Regions from separate parts of the Homo sapiens genome. Here region 1 is linked to region 2. Evidence: read pairs that join two places in POLR2A ChIA-PET (ENCODE). Cell type or tissue: Panc1. All regions are shown on one strand. Links, peaks and the distances in the headings refer to the core of each region. The heading gives the core; the rest is flanking DNA.

Region 1 (5,273 bases), core at 1,321-3,820, 170 kb before region 2:
TTTTTAAAATAAATAAATCAAGTATTCTGGAGTATAAAATAGAACTTAAAAGTTACCTTGTTTCTAGCAACACCACAGCTTACTAACAAGAATCCCAAAATGAGCCGAAGTGTTGGATATTCATATCCCTCCTTACCACCTGGTTATCAGAACACAACACCACCTGGTGCAACTGGAGTACCACCCTCTTCCTTGAATTACCCAAGTGGGCCACAAGCCTTTACTCAGGTAAACTTTTTGGGATTTTCTTTAACCTATTTCTCCATTTGGTTTAAACTGTATACACATGAAGAAAGTTTTAGGAAGGTATATTATACATTTTTATAACCATTTAGAATAATAATGGATATTTCATAAAGCCTTTGTCTTTATACATTTTTCCAGAACCAAAAGATTGGCCAAGAGATCTAGATTACACTTTTGTTATTTACAGAGAAATTAACCACTTCCCTACACACTTAATAAAAGTTACTTACTTTAAAATTATGTATCTGTAGACTCCCTTAGGTGCTAATCATTTAACCACAAGCATGAGTGGATTAAGTCTACAACCAGAGGGTCTAAGAGTTGTCAATCTTCTTCAAGAAAGAAACATGCTTCCGTCAACACCTTTGAAGCCTCCAGTTCCAAATTTGCATGAAGACATCCAGAAACTCAACTGTAACCCAGAGTAAGGCTTCAGATGTGACATTATGCATGTCCGAAAAGTTTTCTAGCTTTTTGCAGGGGGCACATCAGGTGTTATGAATAAGCTGTACAAATTATTAATTTATGAAAGTTCTGGATACAGATGATAGAACTCTTTTACTTGTTTACTTAATAGAGATTTGAAAAGTCCTACGTCAAGAAATAGGGATGTAACTCCTGAAGTGATTTTGTTCTTATCAGCTCTAATGAGATTATGATATTCATTATCATTATGGTGGTTACTTTCTTTCTTCAAAATCCAAAGTACAGGGATTTGTTTCTACATAATCCTTTATTTGCTCTCATTTAAAATTAATTTCATAACAAACATAATACCTTTTTTTCCTAAAAACTTACCATAAGCTTAAATGTATATGATCAATAATTTCTGATAAATTAAATTTGGTACCTTTAAATTGTATTTAGAATCTTCAGCAAAACTGAACTTTTAAATAATAGACTTTGCAATTTGGGCCATCACCTAAGTTTAATTTAATTCCAGTGTCAACTAGACTTACAAAACAAAAAATAAGTCATTTGATAGTTTAGACTGTTTTACACACAAGCCAAAAAGAGACTATATTTTAGTTATAGGATAACCATCCACTCTATTTCTGCATAGGACTTAGATTTAAATATTTAAATGGGATAAAATTTTGAGACTCTATTGAAATATTTCATCTGTAATCTGATCCAGTATTAAAATGTATACCTTTTAAATCTTTGTTGTTGTTTTCTTCAAAAATAATCATAGCAGCAACTGATACATACTTTTTACTTTGATATAGGTTATTTCGATGCACGCTGACTAGCATTCCTCAGACGCAGGCCTTATTGAATAAAGCCAAACTTCCTTTGGGGCTGCTGCTTCATCCTTTCAAAGACTTAGTGGTATGTTTCTTTTCTTTTCTTTTTTTTTTTTTGAGACGGAGTCTCCCTCTGTCGCCCAGGCTGGAGTGCAGTGACGCAGTCTCAGCTTATTGCAACCTCTGCCCTCCATGTTCAAGTGATTTTCCTGCCTCAGCCTCCCTAGTAGCTGGGATTACAGGTGCCTGCCACCGTGCCTGGCTAATTTTTGTATTTTTAGTAGAGAGGGGGTTTCACCATCTTGGCCAGGCTGGTCTTGAACTCCTGACCTCGTGATCCACCTGCCTTGGCCTCCCAAAGTGCTGGAATTACAGGCGTGAGCCTCTGCGCCCGGCTCTTTTTTTTTTTTTTTTTTTTTTTCTGAGACTGGGTCTCACTGTCGCCCAGGCTGGAGTGTAGTGGCGAGATCTCGGCTCACCGCAATCTCCGCCTCCCAGGTTCGGGCAATTCTCTTGCCTCAGCTTCCTAAGTAGCTGGCATTATAGGCATCTGCCACCACACCCAGCTAATTTTTTTATTTTTAGTAGAGATGGTGTTTCACCATGTTGGCCAGACTGGTCTCGAACTGACCTCAAGTGATCTGCCCACCTCCCAAAGTGCTGGGATTTATAGGCCTGAGCCACTACACCCGGCCTCTTTAGTGAAGGTAAATGTCTTTTGTGCAAAATTATCTTGGTGATGAAAATTTTCTGCAATGATGCAAGAATTACATATAGAATTTGTTTGATCTGTCTTTAGGAAGTCGATGATTGACAGATTACTTACAATTCAACCAAAAATTTTATTACTAAACACTTTCAAATACTAGGTAAAGTAAGTATATTGCTGGAAAATTCAAAAAGTACTGAATAGAATAGAGGTACTGAGAGAAACTAAATAAATGAATCATACTATTTTAATAGGTTGTGAATTATTTACCCATTAAAGTACTTTACCCTAGTCTCCCCGTTCTGCCATCCTTGCAGTAAAATTTGTTATTTTAAAAAGTTGTTTTAAGCCAGACATGGTGGCTCATGGCCTGTAATCCCAGCACTTTTGGAGGCCAAGGTGGGAGAATTGCTTGGGTCTATGAGTTCAAGACCAGCTTAGTCCTGGCTACTCGGGAGGCTAAGGTGGGAGGATCACTTGAGCCCAGGAGGTTGAGGCTGCAGTGAGACATGATTGTACTACTGCACTCCAGCCTGGGTGGCAGAGTGAGACCCTGTATCCAAAAAGAAAAGTTATTTCAGAAGAAAAAAGAAACTGATCTACCTTTGTCCTAAAGCTCTGTGGCCACATACTCTTGAGGATTGCTGACTTTCCCAAAACACACTACTTTTGGTGATAGGATTTTTTTGGTGGTGATATAATTTTATTGCCTGTATTGATTTTTTTTTTTTTTTTTAAGAAGCAGAGTCTTAACTGCATTGCCCAGGATTGGGTATGAGATCCTTATCTTAAAAAAAAAAAATAAAGGCCAGGTGCAGTGGCTCACACCTGTAATCCTAGCACTTTGGGAGGCTGAGGCGGGCAGATCACCTGAGGTCAGGAATTCAAGACCAGCCTGGCCAACGTGGTGAAACTCGTCTCTACCAGAAATAGAAAATTTAGCCAAGCATGGTGATGCACACCTATAATCCCAGCTACTGGGGAGGCTGAGGCAAGGGAATCGCTTGAACCCGGGAGGTGGAGGTTGCAGTGAGCCAAGATCCCACACTGTACTCCAGTCTGGGCAATAGAGTGAGACTGTCTCAAAAAAAAAAAAAAAGATAAATAAAACCTTTCTTTAAAGATGAGATGCTATGTCACTTTGTTGTCCAAGGCACTGGCTCTCAGTTAAGTTGATCAGTGTTCACCTGTCTCAGGGTTTCTGGTAAATCAAAACAAATCTCCCCAAATCTGATAGTCTTACAAAGACCCTTCCCACGTATTTACTGTTATTTATTTATTTATTTATTAGAGACCGGGTCTCTCGTTGTCACCCAGGTTAGAGTGCAGTTCCATGATCATAGCTCACTGCAGCCTTGAACTCTTGGGCTCAAGCAGTCCTCCTGCCTCAGCCTCCAGACAGAGTAAGTGGTACTGTAGGCATTGGCCACTATACCCAGCTAAGACTTTAGAACTTTTAATATGTAGGATAAACTTTAACTAGGAGTGTAATTCCAAAGTTTAACTGGTTATTTAAATTAACCTCACCTTACTTTATTATAGTTGAGAACTAAGTAAGCTTCTTAATGTAACATCAACAAACTTTGTAATAGTTTCATTGGTCATATATTTTAGAATGTTGATTTTTTTTTCTTTGCCATTTATGCCAAAAGTACATTGTAAATTTACCATCTTGGTTTTATTTTTTTAACTTATTATTTATTTATTTAAAAACTCTTTTTTTTTGGTAGAGATGGGCTGTTGCTGTGTTGCTCAGGTTGGTCTCTACCTCCCAGCCTCAAGTGATCCTCCTGCTTTGGCCTTCCAAAGCACTGGGATATATATATATATATTTTTTTAATTTATTTCCAAGATGGAGTCTTGCTCTGTTGCCCAGGCTGGAGTACAGTGGTGTAATCTTGGCTCACTGCAACCTCTGCCTCCCAGGGTTGAAGCAATTCTCCTGCCTCAGCCTCCTGAGTAGCTGGGATTATAGGCACCTGCCACTACGCCTAGCTAATTTTTGTATTTTTAGTATAGACGAGGTTTCACCACGTTGGCCAGGCTGGTCTTGAACTCCTGACCTCGCGTTCCACCCGCCTTGGCCTCCCAAAGTGCTGGGATTACAGGCATGAGCCACCACGCCCAGCCTATTTTTATTTTTAAAATAGAGACAGGGTCTTACTTTCTTGCCCAGGTTGGTCTCAAACTCCTGGCCTCAAGTAATCTTCCTGCCTTGGCCTCCCACCAGAGTGCTGGGATTTTAGACATAGGTGTTAGCCACTGTGCCTGGCCTGCTATTTTGGTTTTGCAATATGAGTGTTTAATGAGGAAAAAAATGGTTTTTACATTTTTATTTTATTTTATTTTTTGAGACTGGGTCTTGCTCTGTTGCCCATGTTGGAGTGCAGTGGCTCAGTCATGGCTCACTGCAGCCTTGACCTCCCAGGCTCAAGTGATGCTCCCACTTCAACCCAGCTCACCACACTGGGCTAATTTTTTAAATCTTTTGAGAGGGTCATGTTTCACTATGTTGCCCAGGCCGGTCTCAAACTCCTGGCCTCAAGCAATCCTTCCGCCTTGGCTCCCAAAGTGCTGGAGTTACACATGTGAGCCACTGTCCCCAGCCAATAATTTTTTTTTTTAAGACAACTTTTAATGAGAATGGTCTTGGAGCAAAATAGTAGGGTTTAAAATTAATACATTTCAACTACATGGTTTTTGTGTATGGCAGTTTAGATACATCTTGTACTCTAAGTTTTCTCTAAAATGATAATATCCCAACAGTTATTTAGACAGGATGGATTCATGCTTATGTTTTCAACATGATGATTTTTGCCTTTAAAAATTTAATTCTGTTTTTTTTTTTCCAGCAATTGCCTGTGGTTACCTCCAGTACAATTGTGAGATGCCGTTCATGCAGGACGTACATCAATCCTTTCGTCAGCTTTCTTGATCAAAGGAGATGGAAGTGTAACTTATGTTATCGAGTCAATGATGGTATGGGATGCTTTTTTGAAACATTTAAACGTTTCTACTTGCATTGTAGGGAAATCAGATGATACAAATGCACAGTTAAAAAAAAAAAACCC
Region 2 (5,273 bases), core at 1,801-4,300:
ATCTATCTTCATTCCAAAGCCTGCCTGTCTGGTAACAATAAATACTATATAGAAGATGTGGTTTGTGGTACATACATGGTATTTTAGTTTTTTTCAGTTTGGCCTGCTTATATCAAGCAGCATTATTAGAATATGTCAATACTGCTTTTATTATTCATACCCTGCAGCTGAAGGGACTGGAAAGAGGATGCTGTTATTGTAGATGCTAATGCAAGTGTTAAATTTAAGGAGTAACTTTACCTTTTTTTTTTTTTTTTTTGAGACAGAGTCTCACTGTCACCCAAGCTGGAGTGCAATGGCGCAGTCTCAGCTCACTTCAACCTCCACCTCCCAGGTTCAAGCAGTTCTCGTGTCTGCCTCCTAAGTAGCTGGGATTACAGGTGCGTGCCACCATGCCTGGCTAATTTTTTTTTCTTTGTATTTTTAGTAGAGACAGGGTTTCACCATGTTGGTCAAGCTGGTCTCAAACTCCTGACCTCAAGTGATCTGCCTGCCTCAGGCTCCCAAAGTGCTGGGATTGCAGGCGTGAGCCACCACACCTAGCCTAGAGTAACTTAACCTTAAGAACAGGTAAGTGGCTGGGTGCGGTGGCTCACTCCTGTAATCCCAGAAACTTGGGAGGCCAAGGTGGGCGGATCATGAGGTCAGGAGATCGAGACCATCCTGGCCGAAATGGTGAAACTCCATCTCTACTAAAATACAAAACACTAGCCTGGCATGGTGGTGTGCACCTGTAGTCCCAGCTACTCGGGAGGCTGCGGCAGGGGAATCGCTTGAACCCGGGAGGCGGAGGTTGCAGTGAGTCAAGATTGCACCACCCCACTACAGCCTGGCGACAGAGCGAGACTGCATCTCAAAAAAAAAAAAAAAAAAAAAAGAACAGGGAAGTGATGTGGCCTTAGCAGCACCCTATTTATTTATTCATTCATTTGTATATTTTTTGAGTCCAGGTCTTGCTCTGTTGTTCAGGCTGGAGTACAGTGTCATGGTCATGGCTCACTGTAGCCCCAAACTCTTGGGCTCAAGTGGTCCTCCCTCCTTAGCCTCTCAAAATGCTGGGATTTCACACGTGAACTACCGTGCCTGGTTTATTATATTTTGGGGACAGAGTCTCACTCTGTCATTCAATCTGAAGTACAGTCACGTGATTACAGCTCACTGCAGCCTCAACCTCATGGGCTCAAACAATCTTCCCACCTCAGCATCCTAAGTAGTTGGGACCACAGGCATGTGCCACCATGCCTGGCATTTTTTTTTTTTCTGGTATTGGCAGGGTCTCCCTATGTTGTTGCCTAGGCTGATCTCCCACTCCTGGGCTCAAGCAGTCCTCCTGTTTCGGCCTCCCAAAGTGCTGGGATTATAGGCATAAGCCATTGCACCTGTCTGGGAGGCTCATCTGAGCCTTGGTATCCAGAGTTTTTATTGGAGCTAATTATGTAGACATGATTAATTAGCCATATGGCTGATCAGTTTTCAGTCCCTCAGGAGGTGGAGCTGATACCATGTGACCCAGCTCTTTCACACTAAATCACATTGTTAGACTATCTTGCATGACCCACGGCCCCAGGCAAACAAAAACACTATGAAGCATGACATTCCAAGGGTTTAGGGATTACTTCCAAGAAGCCAGCAGTAAAGGCCAGACTGTTCTTTGGCAAGGTTAAATTTTTTACACCTGCCCCTCTACATCGTAGAAGGGCCCGTTTCCTCAATTTTTTTGGATTATGTTATTTCTTCAATTCTCTCTTAGCTTTTCATCAGAGGTAAAAATAACGTTTGTAGTTTCCAGTTACTACAGCTAGATTATGGTGTAGTAAGAAAAATCTCAGTGATTTCTTTTTTTTTTTAATTTTTCTGGGCTAGGTGTAGTGGCTCACGCCTGTCATCCCAGCACTTTGGGAGGCTGAAGTGGGCAGATCACCTGAGGCCAGGAGTTGGAGACCAGGCTGGTCAACATGGTGAAACCCCCTCTCTACTAAAAATACAAAAAGCCAGGTGTGGTGGCTCGTGCCTGTAGTCCTAGCTACTTGGGAGGCTGAGATATGAGAATCGCTTGAACCCGGGAGGTGGAGGTTGCAGGGAACCAACATCTCGCCACTGCACTCCAGCCTGGGTGACAGAATGAGACTGTCTCAAAAAAAAAAGTTTATTTCTCATCTATGCTAAATTATCCTCATGTGTTGTAAGAGGAGAAGCTTTACTTCACATCTATCTAACCCCAGAATCCAGGATCCAGACTGATGGCAACTCTAACATCACAGTCCTAATGGCAGAGAAGAATCTCAGAGAATCTTGCATTTGTCACTTTCATTGACTAGTGCAAGTCACATGGCTATGCCTGACTTTGGGGGAGGGGATGGCTGAAGAAGTACAGAGGAGCTACATAGTGGAGATTAGTTATAATATTTATAATATATCCAAAAAAGAGCTTCTAGAGGCCTGAACTAAATGAGCACCTTATAGAGTCAAGTGGAATCACATGACTAACTTTGTGCAATGTGAGTCTAAAAAACTAGGACAGTGGGTAGACATTAGTAGGAGGCTGATTGCTTTAATATGAGGTCAAATTTTAGAAGTTTATAGAATTTTAGAATTTTATAAGAGGAGCTGCCTAGAGTGGTAGCAAATTCCTATATAAAAAATGAATTGGTCACTATTTCTCTCATAGTGACTATTGTGAAGATAGTTTAGATTTTCTTGAAGCACTATTTTGCATGGTTATAACATTTGTCTGCTCCATTGAATCTAAAATAAGTTGGCTGCACACGGTGGCTCCTGCCTGTAATCCCAGCACTTTGGGAGGCCGAGGTGGGAGGATCACCTGAGGTCAGGAGTTCAAGACCAGCCTGGCCAACATGGTGAAACCCTGTCCCTACTAAAAATACAAAAATTAGCCAGGCATGGTAGCACATGCCTATAGTCCCAGCTACTCAGGAGGCTGAGGCAGGAGAATCGCTTGAACCCGGGAAGTGGAGGTTGCAGTGAGCCAAGATTGGGCCATAATCCAGTGACCCAGCCTGGGTGAAAGAGTGAGACTCCATCTGAAAAAAAAAAAAAAGCTAAAGTCAACATATAGCATAAATGAGTAGATGTGTCAGAGGGTGAGTAAACCTGGAATGTCTCCTATTCCTTGATCAAATACCCACTAGCTAGTGGTTCACCAAATGGCTGGTGTTATTTTACTAAGGTCATCAGCTGATGTAAGTGTGCAGTTTCATCTTGGTGGCTAGATCTCCTTCTAAAGAGAGCTGGCTGGAGATTTCTTGCTGATATTTCCTGGCTCATGGTGCTTCTGTGAAATATCTCCAGACTAAAGTGGCATTTAAAGCCCACTTCCAACCCTTCCTGGAGCATTCAGTGGGCAAAGGTTCCACCATTATAAATGTACTTGCTTTTGTCTTCCCTGTAGCCACCACAGCTTCTACTCCACCAATTCATGTCTGGCACTTTCAAATCCAAACTCGAAACTCAAATCCTTTGCAAGTCTTCCTCAGTTATTCCCTTTAGCTGTAATGATGAATATTTGTCCCCATAATTTTTTTTTTTTTTGAGACAGTCTCACTGTTGCCCAGACTGGAGTGCAGTGGCCAATCTTGGCTCACCGCAACCTCCACCTCTGGGGTTCAAGTGATTCTCGTGCCTTAGCCTCCCGAGTAGCTGGGATTACAGATGTGCACCATCACACCTGGCTGATTTTTCTATTTTTACTAGATACGAGGTTTCGTCATGTTGGCCAGGCTGTTCTGGAACTTCTGGCCTCAAGTAATCCACCTGCCTCGGCCTCCCAAAGTCCTGGGATTGCAGGCATGACCCACCGTGCCTGGCCTTATTCCCATGAATTCTTATTCAAGATTTTATTGGAATTATTTGGTTATTTTCAAGAACAATATAACTTGTATGAGCTTAAAATATTTTATGGAAAATGGTAAATATTTGAAAATAGAATAGTATAATGAACATCTAAGTAGTGGTGAATATTTTCTTTTTTCTTTATATCTTTTGGGACAGGGTCTCGCTTGGTCATCCAGGCTGGAGTGCAGTGGCGTGGCTCACTGTAATCCCTGCCTTCCAGGCTCAAGCGATCCTCCCGCCTCAGCCTACCAAGTAGCTAAGCTGAGTTATTTTTGAGACAGTCTCATTCTGTCACCCAGACTGGAGTGCAGTGGCACGATCTCAACTGACTGCAACCTCCGCCTCCCAGGTTCAAGCGATTCTCTTGCCTCAGCCTCCCGAGTAACTGGGATTTAGCGACATGCACCACCATGCCTAATTTTTTGTATTTTTAGTAGAGACAGGGTTTCACCATGTTGGCCAGGCTGGTCTTGAACTCCTGATTTCAGGGGATCCACCCGCCTTGGCCTCCCAAAGTGCTGGGATTATAGGCATGAGTCACTGTGCCTGGCCACTGATGGATATTTAAATAGTCCTATTACCTTATTTAATTTCACAGCTCTACAAGGAAGACATTGTCTTAATTTCTTACATGTGGAAACTTTTGGTGGAGCAATGACTTGCCCAAAATACCATGGGAGGCAAGTGGCAGAAAGGCATTCAAACTCAGGGCTGCCTGACTTCTTTGTTATTCTGGCTACCCCTCCATTGGGCCTGCAAATTACTTGACTTTTTTAGAATGAAAATTTCTTTTTCTTAAATGTTTTTATGTACAAATGCCATTTCAGACAAGAGTTTAGAGTTACAGATTTGGAATAGTGATTATATGGTATGGGAGTGCTCCACCTCAAGAGCAAAAAAACCTTGCTTAGAAAAAAAACTTGTTTTTAGATAGGCTACTTAATATGCCTTAAAATCTGTGTACATATTTTAACTTTTCTATATTGGTATTTTCCTTTTACATATAAATAACACTAGCATGATTAATCCTGTTTTTTTAGCATTTTATTTTTTTGAGACAGGGTCTCACTCTGTTGCCCAGGCTGGAGTGCAGTGGCACAAACACAGCTTAAGGAAGCCTCAGTCTCCTTCCTCCTATCTCAGTCCTTCCTTCTGTCTCAGCCTCCGTAGCAGCTGGCACTACAAGTACTCATCACCACACCCAGCTAATTGTTTTATTTTTTGTAGAGACAGAATCTCTCTATATTGTCCAGGCTGGTCTCAAACTCCTGGCCTCCTGCTTTGGCCTCCCAAAGTCCTGGGATTACAGGTGTGAATCACTCCACCTAGTTGGAATGATGTTTAGAATCATGTTATGAATCTCCGTCTGCCAAAAAAATCCTAGCTTCCCAACCAGGGAATTCCACCTGAGCTTTGTGTCC

What was found. ChIA-PET counts read pairs that join two places held together with the same protein. Peaks named below come from ENCODE experiments on the same cell type or tissue, not always from the same donor. Only the 100,000 strongest peaks of a DNase experiment are listed, where the experiment ranks them.
Region 1: POLR2A ChIA-PET joins it to region 2 with 5 read pairs; 2 of 35 experiments call an interaction of 5 or more read pairs at or near these places.

What each region holds. Positions count from the first base shown.
Region 1 is chr5:134,674,548-134,679,820 of GRCh38, forward strand. It overlaps SEC24A (SEC24 homolog A, COPII component), which reads left to right. Exons shown (of 23, transcript NM_021982.3): 5 at 68-228; 6 at 498-670; 7 at 1,476-1,578; 8 at 5,055-5,181. Among named protein-coding and RNA genes, the nearest start is that of SEC24A, 28 kb to the left of the region's middle. In Panc1, for the core only: no CTCF peak of the experiment used is centred there; no DNase peak of the experiment used is centred there.
Region 2 is chr5:134,839,451-134,844,723 of GRCh38, forward strand. It overlaps a transcript of C5orf24 not described here. Among named protein-coding and RNA genes, the nearest start is that of C5orf24, 3.9 kb to the right of the region's middle. In Panc1, for the core only: no CTCF peak of the experiment used is centred there; a DNase peak (open chromatin) is centred at 3,141.